2 separate regions of the Homo sapiens genome follow, and region 2 is linked to region 1. A link is an interaction called in ENCODE POLR2A ChIA-PET data of the cell type or tissue named here. Cell type or tissue: MCF 10A. All regions are shown on one strand.

Evidence for each region. Peaks named below come from ENCODE experiments on the same cell type or tissue, not always from the same donor. Only the 100,000 strongest peaks of a DNase experiment are listed, where the experiment ranks them.
Region 2: POLR2A ChIA-PET joins it to region 1 with 6 read pairs; 2 of 35 experiments call an interaction of 5 or more read pairs at or near these places.

Annotation. Positions count from the first base shown.
Region 1 is chr1:93,590,973-93,595,972 of GRCh38, forward strand. BCAR3 (BCAR3 adaptor protein, NSP family member) reads right to left here. Exons shown (of 12, transcript NM_003567.4): 4 at 1,293-1,421. BCAR3-AS1 (BCAR3 antisense RNA 1) reads left to right here and starts at 996. Exons shown (of 4, transcript NR_034091.1): 1 at 996-1,536; 2 at 3,401-3,477. RefSeq lists enhancers at 1,192-1,692, 1,199-1,358. In MCF 10A, no CTCF peak of the experiment used is centred here; a DNase peak (open chromatin) is centred at 2,229.
Region 2 is chr1:93,895,098-93,900,097 of GRCh38, forward strand. GCLM (glutamate-cysteine ligase modifier subunit) reads right to left here. Exons shown (of 7, transcript NM_002061.4): 4 at 2,742-2,801; 5 at 1,521-1,723. Among named protein-coding and RNA genes, the nearest start is that of GCLM, 12 kb to the right of the region's middle. In MCF 10A, no CTCF peak of the experiment used is centred here; no DNase peak of the experiment used is centred here.

The sequences.
Region 1 (5,000 bases):
AAAAAGCCCGGGAGGATGTATGTACACAAAAGTATTCATCGTGGTTATCCCCAGGAGAATTATGAGGAGAATTATGGATAAGAGTTTAATTTCCTTCTTTTTGCTATCTATGTTTTCTACAATCAATTTTAAACTTAAAAAAACAAAGTCAGAATAATAATTATTTATTTGATTGTGCCAAGAAATCTACTACATTAAAAAAAAAAAAAAAAAAAAAAAAGCCTGGGCACAGTGACTCATGCCTGTAATCCCAGCACTTTGGGAGGCTGAGGTGGGTGGATCACTTGAGGGCAGGAGTTCGAGACCAGCCTGGCCAACATGGTGAAACCCCGTCTCTACTAAAAATATAAAAGTTAGCAGGGCATGGTGGTGGACACCTGTAATCCCAGCTACCAGAGAGGCTGAGGCAGGAGAATCGCTTGAACCCAGGAGGTAGAGGTTGCAGTGAGCTGAGATTGTGCTATTGCACTCCAGCCTGGGTGATAGAGTAAGACTCTGTCTCAAAAAAAAGAAAAAAAACTTACGACATGATGCCCTTCCCCCCAGCCCCTGTCCACACACTTCCTGTCATGTTGTCCTTGGTTAATGATTGGCCAGATCAGGTTTACAATAAAAACCCAAGGGAAATTCTATGCCTCAATTCTGCAGACTTACTCTATTTTTCAATTTTTACAGTATTAAATGAAAAAACATTATTTATGGCAATCACCCAAATGACGATCACAAAGTATATTCTGGGCCATGAGTCTGTGGTCATGGGTTTAATTCCCCTTTTTTCCCACCTCTGGGTCACAGGATCCAGTAGGGAAGTGATGGAGAGTGTGAATAACTGCCAGCTCAATGGGGCAGAGGCAGCCTTGTTGATCTGGGCCACCTGCCCTCTCTCCTCCCGAAGCTAAGCCACTGCCTTGAGAAGGAGGGGCTGCAAATGGTCTGAGGCTGCTGGCAGCTGGCCAAGAGTTCAATTACCTGGGCCACAGCCCGCCCTCCTAGTTCTTCCGGTTACTGACTCTGTGGCTGCTGCCTCCCACAACGCTGTGCTTGCAGACCCCAGGAGCGCTGGCTGTCCCTTCACTTCCTGAACATGTGGATGTGTGCTTTGGGTTCTTGACCTCAGCTCTTCCCAAGGTCTTCTTAGAGAAGGGTCTAAATGAAGTCATTTTTAGAGTATTTGTTTTTGGTTACACAGGTGCTTCCGCCCATGTGGCCTCGGAGTGGGACCCTGCGGGTCATCAATCTGTACATTGCCTGAGAGCAGCCGTGTATGCTCTGGAAGGGACAAGACCAGGTACCTGTCGGGGGATGCGGCCGTGGTACCAGGCATGGCTGCGCAGGTCCTCGCTGCTCAGGAGCAGCTCCTCCTCCAGCTCCTTCTTCAGTTTCTCGGGGGTCCTGTCCATGATGTGCCTCTCCTTGGAGAACTGCAACACAGAGTCAACCATGAGCTCACCCTGCCCAGGCCACACCAGGCCATGCCAGCTGGAGGTGACCGCCTGCTTCACTAATCCAACCAGTTATGCTACAGCCTGCATTCAGGTAGGGGAGCCTGGATAATGATTACAAAGAGCTGTGACCTTTCGTTTCTCCGGCCGCAACCATGTAATAAAATTTTCACCTGCACATGGGGACTATGGTAGGAGAGTCCACCAAGAGGTTCCTTTTACCAGTCTACTCAAGCAGCTGGGCAGGAAGGGCCAGAGAGATGTACAGACAGCAAGACACAGCAGCCCAGCCTGCTCTCTTCCCAGCGGAGAGCTTCCTCATTCTCCTTCAGGACTGTCCTGACATAGCGTGGGGAGGGCAGCTGTTCCCTTCTGGCCTTAGATCCTGGGCCTCTGGGCAGTGAGGCCCAAAGCACAGTCCTTGGGCTGGTAGCGATGGCCCTAACTTCTTTGCTGTTGGTAAACTCATGTTCAGGAATTGAGTCAGTCTTTAGAAACTTTTAGGGCAAATGGACAGAGCAATTTTATGTCTCTTGAATCTAATAACAGAAGTCTGTCTTTATTTCACATTTCTAATATTTCATTTTTATGACAGATAGGAAAGTGAAACAAATTTAAAAAGACAACCCTGGTCCTTCACCTCAGATGTTTGAGAATCAGTGGTCTGCGGCGTTGCACAGTGGCCATGGCAGTGAGTGCTGGGTGGACAGCGGTGGCTCCAGGTTTAATTTAGAACCATGCCTGCTTACAACATGTGAACTGAACCTGGAAACCTGCCCAGTTCCCAGCAAGACCAGGCATGCTGACCAGGAACCGCTTGCTGAAAGTCCCATGAACAGAAAAAGGCTGTGTCCCTGTGGTTCTCCCAAGTTTCCCAGCTTGTCCTTCAAACCCCCATGGGAGCCACAAAATTATTACTTATCACACTACTTTTTAAAAATGTTTATTTATTTTATTTTTTTTGAGACAGGGTCTCACTGTGCTAGAGCACAGTGGTGCAATCTCAGCTCACTGTAGCCTTGGCCTCCTGGGCTCAAGCAACCTCCTGGGCTCAAGCGATCCTCCCATCTCAGCCTCCCTGGTAGCTAGGACTACAACAGGCACGTGCCACCATGCCTGGCTAATTTTTGTAATTTTTTTTTTAGAGATAGGGTTTTGCCATGTTGCCCAGGCTGGTCTCAAACTCCTGGGCTCAAGCGATCCACCCACCTTGGCCTCTCAAAGTGCTGGGATTACAGGCGTGAGCCACCATGCCCGGCCTATTACACTACTTTGCACGTCAGCAAAGAAATAGCTCCAAATCCTTTTCCACCAAACAACAACAACAACAACAACAACAACAAAGCCCTGGAATTTTAGGGCTAGATTCTCATCCTCTAGTGCTTCTTTGCACATTGGCCCATAAGGAGCGCTAGCTGAAGAGTAACTCAGGGGCTGATTTTTAGATGGGGCTCTGGCTTACTATTTGTTTACTTCTCCCTCCTTCTCACTGGGCAGACACTCACTTGGGAGTGTCTGAAGGATGGAATTTGCATCAAAGAGATGCGGACGCTGGCTGTCCAGGGTGCCTGCAGGCTTTAGACGGTGATGTTTGACACCGTCCGCTCCCATCATTAATATTGTACGGCTTCATCTGAAGACAGCTTGAGTGTGGAATGCAGTTTGTCAACTCGGCCACGCTTTATTGTTCGTTTATTGTCTGACTTGCCTCCCACTAGACTGTAAGTTTCATGAAAACAGAAATCCATCTACTTTTTCCCCACTGCCCTTGAGCAATGCCTGAAAACATCAGGCACTGGGTATTCAGTAAACAAATACCCTAGGATGAGAAAAGATGCTGACTTTGCTTAGTTATGGAGATTCTCCCTTTCGCCCTCAAGTCATCTGAAGCCCTGTTTTCGCTGGGCATGCTGCCATTCAGCCAAAAGACCACATTCCTCAATCTCTGTCTCTTCCAGGGAGATGTGGCCACAGGACTCAGTTCTGACCAAGGAGCTGAGATGTGATGGCTGGAGACTCAACACCATTCTGGACGGTGAGTGGGGAGCCACACCAAGGAATTGGCTGGGTGGAAGGTCTGATTGAGGCTGGGTCCCTGATGACTGTGGGGCCAACACACCAGCCCTGGACCGCCAGCCTCCAGGTCTTCTAGGTGATCTACCTTATGGAAGCCTGTGATTTGTGGGTGTTCCCGTCACTGGCAGCTGAACTAAATCCTAACCCATATTGTGACCTGACCCCCATTGAGTCACCCTGACAGGCAGTCTGCAGGCTTAGCCTAAATCCCTTGTGCTGCACCCTGGGCCCACTTCTTGGTCTGACCTCTGAAAATGTGGAGATCTGAAAATATACAGCAGGTCTTGCACAGTTCTTTGTTGAAAATTTATTTGCTTATATCCAAGAAGCTATTTCCACAGTTATCTTTGCATTTTCCTTCCTCCCTGATGTCCTAACACTCAGCCACCTCTCCCTCTCCCCGGCTCCTTTCTCAGCCCTGCTCATAACAGCAAGGGTTATTATTCTTTTTAGCACTTTATATGCATCAATCTTTTATTCCAGGTTTTGAGATAATGCTTTTAAACTGGTTACAAAAAATATAAAATCAGCTATCTTGTTACTTCTGTCCTAATTCCTAAGAGAAGAACAGGAAAATCCTAAATTATTGCTCTTTCTCCCTGTAGACTCCAGAGAGTGAATCCTACAGGGTACTATAGGAGGTAGGGTATTACAGGAAAGTACCTAGAGAGAGAGAAATGAAGATATTAAGATTGACGCTCTCAAATAATTTGGGATGAAAGACCAGACTTCAAAAACTATGCCTTTAAGCTCTTGCATATTTTATGAAAAGTTTGAAGGTTACACAACTGCCTAGACTTGTATTTTAAAAGGGAAGGAGGGAAAGAGAGAGGGAGGAAAATGAGAGGAAAGGAGGGAGAGAGGGAGACCCAGAGTGAACAAGCAATTGCAAAAGGTTTTCCATTTCCAGCCAGTGAGGGCTGGCTCGAATACACTGCAGAGAGCCAGGTTTGCTGCTGGGAGCCTCTGCCTTAGCAGATGATGTGGACAATGTCTCCCAGACAACTGAAGAAAGCAATTCAAAAGGATCACCCCATATGGCCACCTCATGATGACACAGTGGTTATTTTGGGAGTGGAAACCTTCTAGAACTTTCACTACTGCCTTCGTCACATAAATTAATGCAATTATTTTTCCCAGCTGCCTGTATTTTATGAGATCTTGATCTCCCCAACTGTGATTTTGCCACTTTAGATAAGTACTTTGATGGACTGTAAACCCCACAGGTTAGTGAGAGGTGACCATATAACAAATTGTGGCAAAATGTATCCATCTGTATTTCTGAGAACATTGTGATTGATATCTGTGCTTCTTGGGGACCAGAAATGAGATTCCTGCTTCATAGCACTGGTCATGCATGTCTGCAACATTTGGCGGAATTCTGTAGGCTTCCCACATACAACCTGAATTACTGGTGACAGTGTATCCTTTCGCTTTTCTGCTGCCACGTGGGAAGAATTTGGATTTTTTCCCTGGAATGCA
Region 2 (5,000 bases), 300 kb after region 1:
TCCACATACCAGGTGCAAGCAATTCTCCTGCCTCAGCCTCCCAAGTAGCTGGGATTACAGGTGCCTGCCACCATGCCCAGCTAATTTTTTGTATTTTTAGTAGAGACGCGGTTTCACCATGTTGGTCAGGCTGGTCTTGAACTCCTGACCTCAGGTGATCTACCCACCTCGGCCTCCCAAAGTGCTGGGCTTACAGGCATGAGCCACCATGCCCAGCCTGGTACTACACTATTAAAAAGTCTCCTGCTAGAACCATTTAACAATCTAATACATCTGCCTAGAACACAAACATGATTTTTGTTAGTTTGTTAAGTGTGATGGTTTCAGCTACAGAGCAAATAGTTCTTAAAGGTAAAGGATCAAATACAAGTAAATACCTTTAATGTTAAAGTATAAAATATGGCTATGAATCAGACACATTTTGAAAGAGAAGAATTGACAGCTTCCAGTAGCTACACTGGTTAATTTACATTCTGAATCATCTAAGTCTCTCCAATACTTTCTTGTCCTCATTCTGGCTATCATCAAGGAGAAGGGGAAATACTTTCTCTAGGTCTTCCTGTCCATAAGAAACTCTGAAAGCTCTGAAAAGGAGAAGGCTGAAGAAGAAGTAAAAGGAATAAAGAAATACTGAGAGTAAAGGTAAAACGCTAGTAAGTGACTTTCCTAATAATTTTGTAGGTTATTAGACCAGAGAGTGGGAATAATTAATTTATGACACTCACTCCATATCAAGTTGTATGAACTGACAGTCTTACACATCTTTGAATAACAGCAAAATATCTGTTATATATAAAATATTCCCTTACTTAGGAAATTAGAGCCATGGTCTAATAGTACCTAAAGAAAAAGAAGGTTTTTCTTTCTTTTTTTTTTTTTTTTTGAGACAGAGTCTTGCTCTGTCACCCAGGCTGGAGTACAGTGGCGCAATCTCAGCTCACTGCAACCTCCGCCTCTGAGGTTCAAGTGATTCTCCTGCCTCACCCTCCTGAGTAGCTGGGATTACAGGTGCACGCCACCATGCCTGGCTAATTTTTTTATTTTTAGTAGAGACAGGGTTTCACCATGTTGGTCAGGCTGGTCTCGAACTCCTGACCTCATGATCTGCTCGCCTCGGCCTCCCAAAGTGCTGGGATTACAGATGTGAGCCACCACACCCGGCCGTAAGGTTTTTCTTTAGGTATTATTGTTTTCAGCACATAAGTAGAACTGAAGGAAATGGCCTTAATTCATTTGGTATAAATGTTTTAACACACATCTTCTAGTATTTTTGTCACTCATTTTAACCAGGATTAACATTCAGTTCAATCAGAGATATATTTAAATAAAAACAAACAAAAACCTCAAATGATTTAGATAAAACCTGCCTCAAAACTCCTGCAGAAACAAAACAAAACTCCCACATGTGGAAAAGTCACCCCGCAGGGGTGGCCACTATGTGCATGATGCTCAACAGTGTGCAGCAAAGACTGAAAAGGGCAAGTTCTTCCTGGAGTGCTCATGATCCTGCCATCCCTCACCTGTGCCCACTGATACAGCTGTTCCAACTGTGTTTTGTCTAGATCAGAGGTACCTATGGCAACAATCTTTTTGCTCTGAACTAAGTTTTCTAATTCCTCCCAGTAAGGCTGTAAATGCTCCAAGGAAAGATTAACTCCATCTTCAATAGGAGGTGAAGCAATGATCACAGAATCCAGCTGTGCAACTCCAAGGACTGAACAGGCTGATAGGAAGGAAGACACAAAGAAAATAAATGCTTACATCATAAAAACAAATATTTCTAATGTTTTCAAAGTATCCCACTGAATTCTGTCCATATTCTTCACTTGTTTTCAAAATAACAGATTATTTCATAGTTTACTTTTCATTTAGAACATTTCTATCTTTCAAAAATGTGTAAGTGCCCATTTACCTACTTGCTCTGTGTGGCAGACAAGTGGGTTTCTCTGACCTGCCTTATTCCTAGGCAGCTTGCAGCTACTACTACATGCTCCTCTTTCTAGGGAACAAAATTTCTTCTTGTTTCCTAGGTCCCAGAAGTTTTTAGTAGCTCCCTTATCTTCATAAAATTTTCTTCTCCAGTTCTACTTGCTCACTACTATCGCATATGGATGATCACAAGAATTATGACCTAATATTCTGTAACTAGTAGTCACAGCAAAGAATAAGCTTGAGACACTGAAAAACTGAATGTTTGGTCTTAATCCATATTTATAGAGGTAGATAATTTCTTAATTCTATAAAAATAATTTAAGAGCTTATTTTAAATGATTATTCATTCTAAAGTTACATTAAAGAGCCAATTATTTAAGTTTTCAATATATGTAAATACTGGAATAATTTTTTATTTAAGTATTGAATAACTTTAATATCACAATAACCTAAGTGCTAAAAACAGATATACTTGGATTTTTTTTGGATTTTTTTTTTTTTGCCGTTGTTTGGTTTTGATATTTCACCTCTAGTACTAAAAGGGCTAAGAATAAGAACTTCTATCTCCAAACGGATAGTGAACATTTAAGTACATTACACCTTTTACATTCCTCTTGCATATCAAAATATGACCCTACATAAGTCAGTATGATTTTACAGAAGCCTTAAGAAACTAAGCTAGAACTTTAAAAGGTAAAATTGGAATCAACTCATTTTCTTTTTACCTGGACCTAAGCACAAGTTATAACTAATACACCTATACTAATTTAAAGTCCACTATTAAGATAAAAAATTCAGTTTTTGCTTACCCATGTCAACTGCACTTCTAGTTGATGATGAAGAGTTTGATTCTACAATGAACAGTTTTGCTGGGTAACAAAGAAAACAAAACTGATTACTACATTTGGATACACATTTCACTATATGCTAGTATTAACACTACTATAATACTAAGATGTCAGATAATCCTGAATGAATTATTTTTCCTTTCCCAGTCACATAACTTTATAGTTTTAATTTTAAGACATAAATGTATAGTTCCACTATACTTTTAAAATCATGTGCTAGTTGCCAACAAATATATGTTTATCAAAACAAAAAGTAAATATTTATTTCCCATTTATTAGAAGGCAGGTTAGATAACTATTGGAGCTTAAATTACTTGAAATTTATATTTTTATGACTTAAACATTAATAGAGCACATTATATATTCTCCAATAAACCAAAATCTATATACAAAGACTAAATTGAAAATGTAATGAGAAGAAAACTGAAAAAAAAAAAAAAAAAAAAAAAAAAGGCCACAATTCTACCTTCCCAATACAATCATTTTCATTTTCAGACACTATCTTCCAGTTTTTGGTCATATGAAGTAGGGCATAACATTATTTCCTCTTCTATTTGGTTTACCTTTATGTAATAAATATTTAAAATATATGTCTATGTAGTATTTAGTTATCTTAAAATTTCTTTACTTTTAAAAATTTTTTGTAGAGACAGGGTCTCATTATACTGCCCAGGCTGGCCTTGAACTCTTGGCCTCAAAGGACCCTCCCGCTTCGGCTTCCCAAAGTGCTGTGATTACAGGTGTGAATCACCACAATTTTTTTTTTTGAGACAGGGTCTCACTTTCATCCAGGCTGGAGTGCAGTGGTGCGATCACGGCTCACTGCAGCATCAACCTTCTGAGCTCAAGTGTTCCTTTCACCTCAGCCTCCCAAGTAGCTAGGACTACAGGCATGTACCAATACACCTGGCTAATTTTCATTTTTTTGTAGACACAGGGTCTCGATATGTTGCCCAGGGGCTCTTGAACTCCCGGTCTCAAACAATCTTCCCAAGGTGCTAGGATTACAGCACCACACCAGGCCAAGATTTTTTTTATCCTAATAGTCATGTGCTTACTGTAGAAATAACGAAGACCTATAAAAGCAGAAAGACCAAAAAGAATTGCCAGTCTCATCACCCAAATTACTGTTTAGATTTCTGTGTATTCTGTGGCTTTTTTTCCACTTAGGGGTGGCCTTGAACGTATTCTATGTTTTTAGTGTATAATTTTACATACTTTTTTTTTTTGAGACAGAGTCTCACTCTGTCGCCCAGTGGTGCCATCTTGGTTCATTGCAACCTCCTCCTGGGTTCAAGCAATTCTCATGCCTCAGCCACCCAAGTAGCTGGGATTATAGGCCTGCGCCACCATGCCTGGCTAATTTTTGTATTTTTAGTAGAGACGGGGTTTTGCCATGTTGTCCAGGCTGGTCTCGAACTCCTGGCCTCAAGTGATCCACCCGACTCGCCTCCCAAAGTGCTGGGATTACAGGCGTGAGCCACTGCGCCCAGCCAATTTTACATGCTCATTTTTTAATGGTTGAATATTATTTTGTAAATTTTGAAGAGTGTCATTTATTAAATGAGTTCTACTTATTGAACATTTAGGTTAGTAAATGTTCCAGTACTAGTTCCAGTTTTCTGTTTTCGCATATATAATGCCAAAACAAACATCTTAGTAACTTTTTATTCAGCATTATACTATATAATTTCCCAGGGATGAATTGTTAGAAATGTTATTATGAGTCAAAGCATGTGACGTTTTGTGTGAGTCTTATTATATTTTAAAAGATGTGTGCCAGTTTACCACACCACCACCAATTAACAATTGCTCTTCTAACAACATAGGATGCTATTATTAATTTTTTTTTAAAACTTAGTAGGTACAATGCATACCTACCCAAGACCACATTAATTGTCATTTCTTTGGTTACTAGGAAAGTTGAGTCATTTTCTATATTTGTAATATTGAGGTTTTGGTTTCATTCAAATTCAACTTTATATGTACATATTTACTTTATGTAAACTCACTGTTCAAAAAAATAAATGTATTCAATAGACAAACAGGTAGAGTAGCAGAAGAGCAACAAAAAAAATCAAAAGAGGAAATGGAGAAAAATAAGGCTAATGAAATACCCTTACATAAAGTGCTGACATTCGATATATGCAACACATTTTCTTCTACGTTTCTTATATGAGTCCCTTCCTTCCTACTGCTAGGTGATCTCCCTAAAAACAC